Linked DNA regions of Homo sapiens: region 1 is linked to region 2. A link is a contact called in ENCODE Hi-C data. All regions are on one chromosome and are shown on one strand. The core of a region is the stretch at or near the end of the contact, and the rest is flanking DNA. Distances in the headings are between cores, read along the strand shown. Region 1 holds the start of TMEM39B (transmembrane protein 39B). Region 2 holds the start of MATN1-AS1 (MATN1 antisense RNA 1).

What was found. A loop is a pair of places that touch in the nucleus more often than their neighbours do. Pooled maps may share reads with other maps.
Region 1: a loop to region 2 is called in a map of CD8-positive, alpha-beta T cell, with 6 times the contacts of the local background. The contact joins the promoter of TMEM39B here to the promoter of MATN1-AS1 in region 2. A Hi-C loop is called at or near these places in 2 of 168 maps with a recorded cell type or tissue (CD8-positive, alpha-beta T cell and naive thymus-derived CD4-positive, alpha-beta T cell) and 10 of 50 pooled maps.

Annotation. Positions count from the first base shown.
Region 1 is chr1:32,068,930-32,074,358 of GRCh38, forward strand. TMEM39B (transmembrane protein 39B) reads left to right here and starts at 4,010. Exons shown (of 9, transcript NM_018056.4): 1 at 4,010-4,122. The coding sequence starts at 4,119. RefSeq lists an enhancer at 3,409-4,014.
Region 2 is chr1:30,714,886-30,720,215 of GRCh38, forward strand. MATN1-AS1 (MATN1 antisense RNA 1) reads left to right here and starts at 3,887. Exons shown (of 4, transcript NR_034182.1): 1 at 3,887-4,680. MATN1 (matrilin 1) reads right to left here. Exons shown (of 8, transcript NM_002379.3): 3 at 3,850-4,072; 4 at 1,905-2,030; 5 at 1,024-1,440; 6 at 272-424. RefSeq lists silencers at 3,110-3,289, 3,330-3,849, 4,410-4,499 and enhancers at 3,910-4,079, 4,177-4,752.

The DNA of each region.
Region 1 (5,429 bases), core at 2,760-5,259, 1.4 Mb after region 2:
TTTATAACTTACTTGCTCAGCCAGCCCAGAGGGGAATAAAAATTTCCTTCCCAATAGTTCTAACAAAGATCCTAGGATTGCACCTCATTTGGGCTGACAGGTCACTAATCCCCTCCTACTCCCCAACCACCCCAACCAGTCACTAGCCTTAGGAGGCAGGGATATTGGAATGCTTTGATTTGCCAAGCCTGTGTCTTCTGCCCACAAAGGAACTGCAAAGTAAGGCAACTCCACCAAACCACACAGACTGAGAGAGTCAGAGGAAGAGTAGTTCCCCAAGGGAAAAATCAGTGTTCTTATGAGGAGGAAGAATAGATGCTGAGCAGGCAAATTTAGTAGTCCACCACTACAAGGTGGGCTGGAGCCACAGGTAATAGGTGGGTCACATTCATGGCAGTCCATACAAGTGGACTTACCTCCCCCGCTTTTTTTGAGACAAGGTCTCACTCTGTCGCCCAGGATGAATGCAGTGGTGTGATCATTTCACTGTCATCTCAAACTCCTGGGCTCAAGTGATTTCTCTCCCTTCAGCCTCCCGAGTAGCTAGGACTACAGGCATGCACCCATCATGCCCGGCTAATTTTTAAATTTTTTGTAGAGACAGGGTTCCCCTGTGTTGCCCATGCTGGTCTCAAATTCCTGGACGCAAGTGATCCTCCCACCTCAGTCTTCCAAAGTGTTGAGAAAGTGTTGAGATTACAGGCATGAGCCACTGCACCCAGCCTCTAACAGAATTTCTTTTTTTTTCTTTTTTTCTCTATAAGAATTTCTGTGGCTGGAAAAAAGCACTCCCAGTCCTGCTTTCTTCTTTGCTTGTTGAGCCAGGGATAGTCATTTTCCATCCCTGGGCCACTTTTCCCCTTGAAGGGAAGGACTGACTTGGTGTAAAATCTGTCATAATTGGCCAGGCGAGGTGGCTCAAGCCTGTAATCCCAGCACTTTGGGAGGCCGAGGCGGGTGGATTACGAGGTCAGAAGATCGAGACCATCCTGGCTAACACGGTGAAACCCCATCTGTACTAAAAGTACAAAAAAATTAGCCGGACGTGGTGGCGGGCACCTGTAGTCCCAGCTACTCAGGAGGCTGAGGCAGGAGAATGGCGTGAATCCGGGAGATGGAGCTTGCAGTGAGCCGAGATCGCACCACTGCACTCCAGGCTGGGCGACAGAGTGAGACTCAGTCTCAAAAAAAAAAAAAAAAACTGTCATAATTTAAAAATATACATCTGTTGAATTGGACTCCATATTTTCATTAGTGCAGGCTACATACCTTGGAGTCATCCTTATCTCTTCTCTTCCTCACACACTCCTATCCATTTTGTCAACAAGTCCTGTTTTGTTTTTGTTTTAATTTTTTTTTAGATGGGGTCTTTCTACATTTCCCAGGCTGGAGTGCAGTGGCACTATCACGTCTCACTGCAGCCTCAATTTCCCAGGGCTCAAGTGATCCTCGTACCTCAGCCTCCCAAGTAGCTGGGACTACAGGCACATGCCACCACACCTTGCTCATTTTAAATTTTTTTTTTTGTAGAGACAGGGTCTCACTTTGTTGCCCAGGCTGGTCTCAAACTCCTGGGCTCAAGCAATCTTTCCACCTCAGCCTCCCAAAGTGCTGGGATTACAGGCATCAGCCACCATAGTCAGCCCAACAGATCCTGTAGACTTTACCTTCAAATCCAGAATTCAACCATGTCTCACCATCTCACCCAACCTGGTGCAAACGATCAACATCTCTTGCTAAGATCATTGCCACAGCCTCCTGCCTGGTCTCCCTGCTTCCACCTTGGTGCCCCTGCAGTCTATTCTCACCATACAGCTGGAATAGTTCTTTTAAATAGAAGTTCAAACCCTATAATAGCTCTGCATCTCATTCAAAGTAAAAGCCACACAGCCCTACATGATCTATCCCTTCTCATGTCCTACTCTTATATCTATACCTGTGTCACACTTGCCTCCTTATTTCTCAAACACACCCTCTTGGCTGGGCGTGGTGTCTCACGCCTGTAATCCCAGCACTTTGGGAGACCGAGACTGGCAGGTCACTTGAGGTCAGGAGTTCAAGATCAGCTTGGCCAACAAGGTAAAACCCCGTCTCTACTAAAAAGTACAAAAATTAGCCGGTGGTGGTGGCACGTGCCTGTAATCCCAGCACTTTGGGAGGCCAAGGCAGGCGGATCATGAGGTCAGGAGATTGAGACCATTCTGGCTAACATGGTGAAACCCCATCTCTACTAAAAATACAAAAAATTAGCAAAGTGTGGTGGCACACACCTGTAGTCCCAGCTACTTGGGAGGCTGACGCAGGAGAATCACTTGAAACCGGGAGGTGGAGGTTGCAGTGACCCGAGATCACACCACTGCACTCCAGCCTGGGGACAGAGTGAGACTCCGTCTCAAAAAAACAAACAAACAAAAAAACAAAAATTAGACCAGGCGTGGTGGTGCACACCTGTAATCCCAGCATTTTGGGAGGTCGAGGTGGGTGGATGATTTGAGGTCAGGAGTTTGAGACCAGCCTGGCCAACATGGTGAAACCCCGCCTCTCCTAAAAATGGAAAAATTAGCCGGGCATGCTGGCGGGTGCCTGTAATCCCAGCTACTTGGGAGGCTGAGACAGGAGAATCGCTTGAACCCGGGAAGCGGAGGTTGCAGTGAGCCGAGATCGTACCACTGCACTCCAGCCTGGGCAACAGAAAGGGAGACTCCAGTCTCAAAAAAACAAAACAAAACAAAAACAAAAATTAGCCGGGCATGGTGGTGCACGCCTGTAATTTCAGCTTGTTGGGAGGCTGAGGCAGGAGAATCGCTTGCACCCAGCAGGTGGAGGTTGCAGTGAGCCGAGATCGAGCCACTGCTCTCCAGCCTGGGCAACAGAGACTCCATCCCCTCAAAAAACAAAATAATAAAATAAATACACCCTCCTGCCTGAGGGACCTTGCACTAACTATTCCCTCTGCCTGAAATGCCCCCTTTCTCCAGAAATCTGCACCACTGACTCACTCATTTCCTTCATGTGTTTACTCAAGTCAACTCTGAAGCCTGCTCTGCCTGCCCTATTTAAAACTGCAACCCCATCCCCCTTTCCTGTTTTTCCTTCACACCATTCCCATCTAACATACTACAGAATTTACCAATTTTGTTCATGTCTATCTCCTCCCACTTGACTGTAAGCTCTATGACTATTAATGAAATATCTACTAATTCATTCAATTAATTGAATACTGCTATTAAGTGCCAAGCACTGTGCTAAGCAATGGAGCTACAAGATGACTAAAACTGCTTGTAGGTCTTGTGAGGGAAGAATCCTAATGACAATAAATGTAGCTCATTTAGTCAATGCTTCTCCAAACATCGTGATGGCTAATACTAAAACAGACTCAGTTCTGCATGCTCTATTTCATTTAACCCTCACCGAAACCTACACGGTGACCATCAGCAGCCTCATCGTAAAGCATAAAAAAACAAGATTGCAAGGCTGGGAAATGGCAGTCAGGATCTGAACCACGGTGTTGACAATGAGAACGGTGAGTAACGTCAAATGTGAGAAATATTTAGGACTTAGGCTCACAAAGACTAAGGCAAAGATCGGATGTGGGGGCCGAGGGAGGGAGGAAATGACTCCTGGATTTTGACTGGGGTGGACTAAAGCGCAGTGAGGCCTAAGAGAAGGATGAAGCGCAACGTGGGGCTGGGCTGGAGGTGCCTGCGGACCGGTCAGGGATATGGTCCACCCCTAGGGGAGCGGAGAGGCGGCTCCGCACCCTCCTCCGGTCGCCGCCGCCCCGGTCCAGGAGATGCTGAGAGAAGACACGCACGGGAAGAGCAGGAGGTGGGTTCCGTTCCCCTCCCTCTTGAGTCTCTTCACCAGCAGCTGCAGGAAGGGCGTGGGGGACCGAGAGACAAAGAGCGCGCAGGCACCGCCTCCGTCCGGGCGGCCCCTTTAAGAAGCGCGCGCCAGCTTCCAGCCCGCCTTGTATGCAAATGTAGCGGCGCGGCGGGAGCGCGCGGCTGATACCCGGGACTGGGCTGCGGCGGTTAGTCCTCTCCCGGCCGCCGTCGCCTCCGACATATTGCCCGCAGGAGCTGCGGCGGCGAAGCGGAGAGCACCGGGGGGAGGAGATGGGTGAGCAGAGCGGCTCAGGCTCGGCCTGGCAACGAGCGGGCGCACGGGTTAGGATGGCCAGGCTGCTAATTGCTGCTCCACGCGGACAGGAGCCCGGTGACGGGAGGGGGAGGGGATGCGAGCGCAGACGGGATCCCGCCCCCTCCTGTCGTTTTGCGGGGTGGGGCCTCTGTTGTGGGGGCGGGACATTGGACGGTGGGCGGGGCTTCTAAGACGAAGCCCTGTGGGGGCTTGGGCTTTCGTGAGGACCAGCTCGTCGGGGCTAGAAAGGGGGGCGGGACTTACCAGTGGGCGTGGCTTCAGCGCTAAGGGTGGAGATTCTGGGCAGGGGGCGCTAGTGCAGTCGGCGTTTCTGGGTTGGAGGGGTTACACTGGGGGCGGTGGAGCGGGGAGACTTCCGACTGAGGGAGCCCATTCTGGAGTGGGGCTTCTGGGCTGAGAGGGCTTTTATTGGCTTGTGGGCGGGGTTTCTGGGCTGACAGTTGTGTGTAGGCGGAGCTTCTGGGCTGAGGGGCTTTATGTGGGTGCAGAGCTTCTAAAGAGAGGAGAGTGGGTGTGGGCAGAGCTTCTGGACTGGACTAAGGGTGTTTGTGTGGGATTTTCTAAGCCAAGTATAACAGCGTATGAACAGAGCTTCTGGTCTGGGGGTTTATGGAGGGCAGAGCTCTTCGCCAGGTACTTTTTAGAGACTTGTGGAGGTTTATAATTTTGGGCATACATCCAAGCCCAAAATTGGCTCCGAAGTGTGGGAAACGCTTCCGAGCTGAGATGCTACGGCGTGGGGTGTATGTGAATGGAGGCTGCTGTGTTACTGTGAAGAGGTATGAACAGGTTATAACTTTTTAAAAATATGTATATGTATGTATATATATTTTTTAATAGAGACCGGGTTTCGCCATGTTGCCCAGGCTGGTCTCCAACTCCTGGTCTCAAGCGATCCTCCCGCCTCGGCCTCACAAATTGCTGAGATTACAGTCGTGAGCCACCACACCCAGTCAGGTTGTGACTTTTTTAGGTGCTTAGGAGCTTTGTGCAGAACTTTTGTGCGAAGTGGTGCGTGGGAGCTTGGGCTAGACTGCTCAGCCTAGTAGGTCCAATTTTTCAGTCCACAGCCACAGGATTCTCCCAGCCATATCCTTGACCCTTTATTTAGGCCCTGGGTCCTGCCCATGAGATCCCAGAATGCCCTTTGAGCTGAATCATGGGGCCCTGGATGAAAAAGCTGTCCCAAAGTTACCCAGAGTTATAGGCCTCCAGAAACTTATGTCTGAATGGGGCCCAATGTGTACCAGAGTTGAGAGCACACG
Region 2 (5,330 bases), core at 2,637-5,136:
TCTATAAAATGGGGTTAATGACATTCTTACCAAATAGGATCGGATGATGTAATATCCGGAGAGCACTGAGAACACTGCCAGCCACGTAACGAGCATTCAACATGTTTGCTGGTAGTAAGAGCTGTAAGCGCCAGCCCACCTTCTGGTTCTGCCAACTCTTGGTGCCACCTCGGCCCCTGCTTTTCCCCACCCACACCCAGTTCCAGGATGGCTCCACCTCCACAGTGCCCCACCTGCAAATCCCATCAATGCCAGCCCTGGCCTCACTCACCCACACAGATCTTCTTCTGCAACTTCTTGCCTATCTGGTTGATGGTCTTGAAGTCAGCCGTGTAGAAGTAGTGCTCTGCCACAGGCTCTGAGGCTATTTCCCTCAGCTCATCCTCCACGGCATTGCCCACACCCACAGCAAACATCTTAAAGCCTGCCAGGAGGAACAGGAGAAGTAAGGCTGGACATGGGGATGGGCAACCATATGGCTGAGCCTCCTGGGGAAGGCTTAGGCAGCCAACACCAGACACCTCCTGCTGGCAGCTGCTGGAATTGCAAGCACAATGCCTGGAACAAGGACAATGAGAAAATCAATATTTACTGAGGTTCTGCTCTGTGTCAGACCCTATAGTGACTTCCTGTACTGGAAGCTTTGTACAGCAAGCTTCATTTAACCCTAATAATCATCCATCTGGTGGTTATTTTTTCCTCATTTAATAGGTTACAAAACAGACTCGGGCTTGTTCCAAAGTAGAGTTGCCTTCCAATAGTTGATGTGTTCTTGGGAATATCCAGCTGGAAAAGTTCCAAGCCTCACTTACAAAAGGACCATCAAAACAAGCCACTTACTTTTCTGGGGCCTCAATTTTGTCATTGGTATAAGAGAGAATTGGACTAACCAATCCTCCTCATTCAAACTCACCTGGGTTTAGGGCACTAATCAGACGACACCAAGATAAACTACAGTTGGGCTATACCCGTGTGTACCCCTGGCCATCAGTGGTGTCCAGGGTCCAGGCAGGCAACACCTACCGAGGTCTTTGGCCTTCTTGGCAGCATCATTAATGTAGTCCTGGCTCCGGCCATCAGTGAAGACAATGCCCACCTTCTGGGCCCCGGGCCTAGCCCCACTGGACACAGTGAAGGAATTGTCAATGAGGTACTTGAGAGCAGCCCCAGTCATTGTGCCCTTCTCCATGTAGGACATATTCCGCACAGCCGCCTTGATGTCCTTCTTGGTGTGGAAGCGACCCAGGGGGAACTCCTGGCGCACAGAGCTTGAGTACTGCACCAGCCCCACCTGGGCCAGCTTGTCTGACACGTCCAGCGTATCCACGATCTGACTGATGAACTTCTTCACCAGCTCAAAGTTCTCTGGCCTCACACTCTTGGATCCGTCAATGAGGAAGACCAGGTCAGTGGCCGAGCTGCCACCACCACCACTGCAGACTGTGGAGGACAGGAAGGCAACGGGCTGAAGCTGAAGGACATAGTCAACCATCCTGCTCCCCGGCTGGACACCCACCACACACCAAGCTCTGTGCTGAGGATCATTACATTGTGCCCTCAGAACTGCCTCTATAAAGCCAAGGTGACTGGTCCCACTGTACAGTATTGGAAACTGAAACTCCAATAGCTGTGAGATCACACAGCTCAGAAGTGGTAGCACCAGGATTTGATTTTGAGACTATGTGAGTCCTTCTACCACACTAAACCCACCGCCCATTGTGTTGAAAACAGGGACAGAAGTCAGGTGAGAACTTCTGCAGATACCAAACTCTAAAAGGCATCTGTCTGCTTTGAAGATTGGTTCAGAGGTATGGTGCAGGGAGGCTTGAATGGGTTTCCTGGGGAGGCCCCATCACCTCCCCTCCACACCCTCTCCAGGGCGAGCCTGTGTCCACCCCACTGACCATTGCAGGTCTTGCCGTCGCTGTTCAGAGTGAAGCCCTCGTGGCAGGCGCAGGTGTAGGAACCGGGGGAGCTGATGCACACCTGCTCACAGTCATGGTCCCCTGTGGCGCACAGGTCTGACACCACTGCGGGGACAATAAGTAGCTCAGATCTCACAGTCATAGTGCCTTGGGCACTACAGACAGGTTGTCCCTCCCTGACTGTGGATACCAGGCCCCATCCAGACTCAGGGAAACTAAGATCTCCAACATACTGGGGCCCAGGCCCCCGACTCTCAGCCCACGTCTGGAATCATTGCACCAGTGCCTAGATCCCTGAAGAAGGTTATAATGCTGATGATAAGAATGAAAAGTCTCACTAAAAAGGTAAAGGCCAAGGGTTAGGGCCTTTAGTCTGTTTAGTTCACTGCTGTATCAAGACACCCAAGTGTCTAGAACAGCATACAATGAACACAGCACCTATCTGTCAAATACCATATAATGAGGGTTACATTTTGCATTATCTCACTGGATCCTCTCAATAACGTGCATGCTCTTCTTAGACCCATTTTACAAATGGGTAAAGTCCCTGCCCTAACCCTGATCCTGTCCTACTGGACACCCTGCCCCTGCGGGTCACATCCCAAAGACCCACACACACACCTCCCCTCCGAGAAGGGCTCTGAACCTTCTCCTGCCAGTGCCCAGGCCTCTCAGACTCTCCCGCATCACAGAAAACTCTGGCACCCAAAACTCACGACACAGAAACATGTGTAGGTTTTCTGGGAGCTCTCCTTCCTGAGCTCTGGGCCCTCCTTGGTCCCTGCCAGGATTCTGCCACATAAAAGGGCTCTGTTGTTTTTTGTGTGTGCGGTTTTTTTTTTTGTTTTGTTTTTTTTTTGAGACGGAGTCGTCTCGCTCTGTCGCCCAGGCTGGAGTGCAGTGGCACGATCTCGGCTCACTGCAAGCTCCGCTTCCCGGGTTCACGCCGTTTTCCTGGCGCAGCCTCCCGAGTAGCTGGGACTACAGGCGCCCGCAACAACGCCCGGCTAATTTTTTGTATTTTTAGTAGAGACCGGTTTCACCATGTTGGCCAGGATGGTCTCGATCTCCTGACTTCGTGATCCGCCCGCCTCGGCCTCTCAAAGTGCTGGGATTACAGGCGTGAGCCACCGCGCCCGGCCATAAAAGGACTCTTAACATCGCCTCTCCCCAACTCCCTTAACCTGGGGCTGGAGACCCTCCTCCGTTATCAGGCTCCGCCCCAGCTACGGCCCCACCCCTGGTGCTGGCACCACCTCAGTCTAATCCAGGTTCCACCCCCAATCCACCTAAGCCGTGTCCCTAGCCCTGGCCCCGCCCTGATGTTGCCGTGTAACTCAGTTCCCGCCGTTTTATAGGCTACCGCCCCAGCCAGGCCCCGCCCTCTGATGTGGCCCCGCCCCCCGACGCTGACTTTTTCTGTCTTCACTTTAGCGCTGGCTCCGCCCCTAGCCTTGGCCCGCCTCAGCGCGGACTCTCAGTCTCTGCGCCTGCCACGGCCTCGTCCCGCTCAGCCCTGGCCCTGCCCCTGGAGCCGACTCTCTCCGCCTCCGCCCCGGTCCCGCCCTGGCACTGACTGTCTCCGTCTTCGCCCCTGCCCTGGCCCCGCCCCCTGCCTGCTCTGGCCCCGCCCCGCCGCTCTCTCCGTCTCCGCCCCTGCCCTGGCCCCACCCTTGCCCCGCCCCGGCGCTGACTCTCTCCGTCTCCGCCTCCGCCCCCGGCTCCTCCCCGGCCCCGCCCCGGCACTGACATTCTATCTCTCTCCCGTCTCCGCCTCTGCCCCCCCCCCGGCCCCGCCCCTGCCCTGCGCCGGCGCTGGCTCCGTCTGCGCCTCAGCCTCGGTCCCGCCTCCAGCCCTGGCCCCGCCCCGCCGCTCTCCCCTTCTCCGCCCCTGCCCTGGCTCCGCCCCCGCCTGCCCGCGCACCGCAGAAGGCCTCCTGGAACTTCCTGGACAGCTTCTCGATGACGCTGTAGCTCTCCACGTAATCGACGTGTTCGTCCTGCGGCTCGCTGGCGATCTGCCGCAGCGTGGCCTTGTCCACGCTGCCCACTCCGATGGCGAACAGCTCGACGCCGCTGGCCCGGGCCCGCGCAGACACGTCCTGCACGCTGTCCTGGGGCCTCCCGTCTGTCACCACGATGACCACCTGCGACACGCGGGGCGGTGTGACACCGGGCTCCCGGAAGCCCACGGGACTGTCCAGGAGAGGAGGCTGAGGCCCGGAGAGGCGGGAGGACTGCCGGGTCGCACAGCCAGGCGGCACCCGGGGGAAGAGGACCCGGCTGGCCGAAGAGGAGACCCGTTTCCTCTGACTGAGAGACGTGGCTGGGGGGCTTTCCATCTGCTTCGCCTCCCTCGGGCAGGCAGCTCTGAGATGCCCGGAGGGATGTGATGCCCCATCGCCAAATTGGGGTCTCTAAGGTCAGGGCCATGCCTTCCCCTCAGACTGAGGCGGCTGAGGGCAGGGTCCTCAGGCTGATGGCTGTGGGAGTCGTGCCACGCCCCTCGTGCCCCCGGGAGGCCCGGCCGGGGCTGGGTGGGGGGATCCGGTGGTTCCACATGGTGCAGTTCTGCGCTTTGGCCACCAGATGGCAGCCGAAGCTAAGGGATGGGGCTGCCGTCTCCCGTCTTGCTGTCCTTGTCCCGGTAAGACCGGGGACCCTGGACCAGGGAACCGACGGAGGGCCACTCCCATGTGGATGCCCAAGGGACCAACCCAAGAAAGATGCCGCCCTTATCCTCCTCCACTCCCCGGTATGATACATGCCCCTGCCAGAGAGGGAAAGAATCTGCCTGCTCCCCTCCCACTAGGCTCCTCTGGTCTGTACCCTGGAAAGAAAGAGGTGGCGGACTCTGTCACTGAGATCCGGCTTCGTGACCCCCTGTCTGCACCCGCCCTGAGGCTAGGGCGCTCCCAGCTCTGCCCAGTCTGGGTTAGGCATCCAGTCCCGCTTTGCTGCTTCTCTGCTTCTGACTTGGGTCTGTTTCTGATTCCTGGGTCCCATCCTTAGCCCCAGGTCCTGACACCCTGTCCTGATGACAGGCAGTTGAGACAGGCCGTGTTTAGAAATGCAGCTCCACAAGCTACAGGTCACCTTCCTGAGCCTCAGTGTCTTCAACTGTAAAAAGGGTTGTGGTGAGGTTGAGTGAGATGACTCCTGGTTAGAAGCCAGAAGGGGCAACTATTATTTTTACCATCATTACCCTGGGCTACCTGGGGAGTGACTTTGTACAATCTCTTCCTCTCCAGGGGCCTGGGCTCCTGGCTCTGAAAATCTAGCTGTGACTATTCGCTGCCATCCCGAGGCCCACTGCCTCCTCGAGTCCCTACTCCCCTCCCTGCAACCCAGCTTTCAGATTGTCCACCTTGCTGGGTCCTCCCACAGGTGAACTCCAGGCTGAAC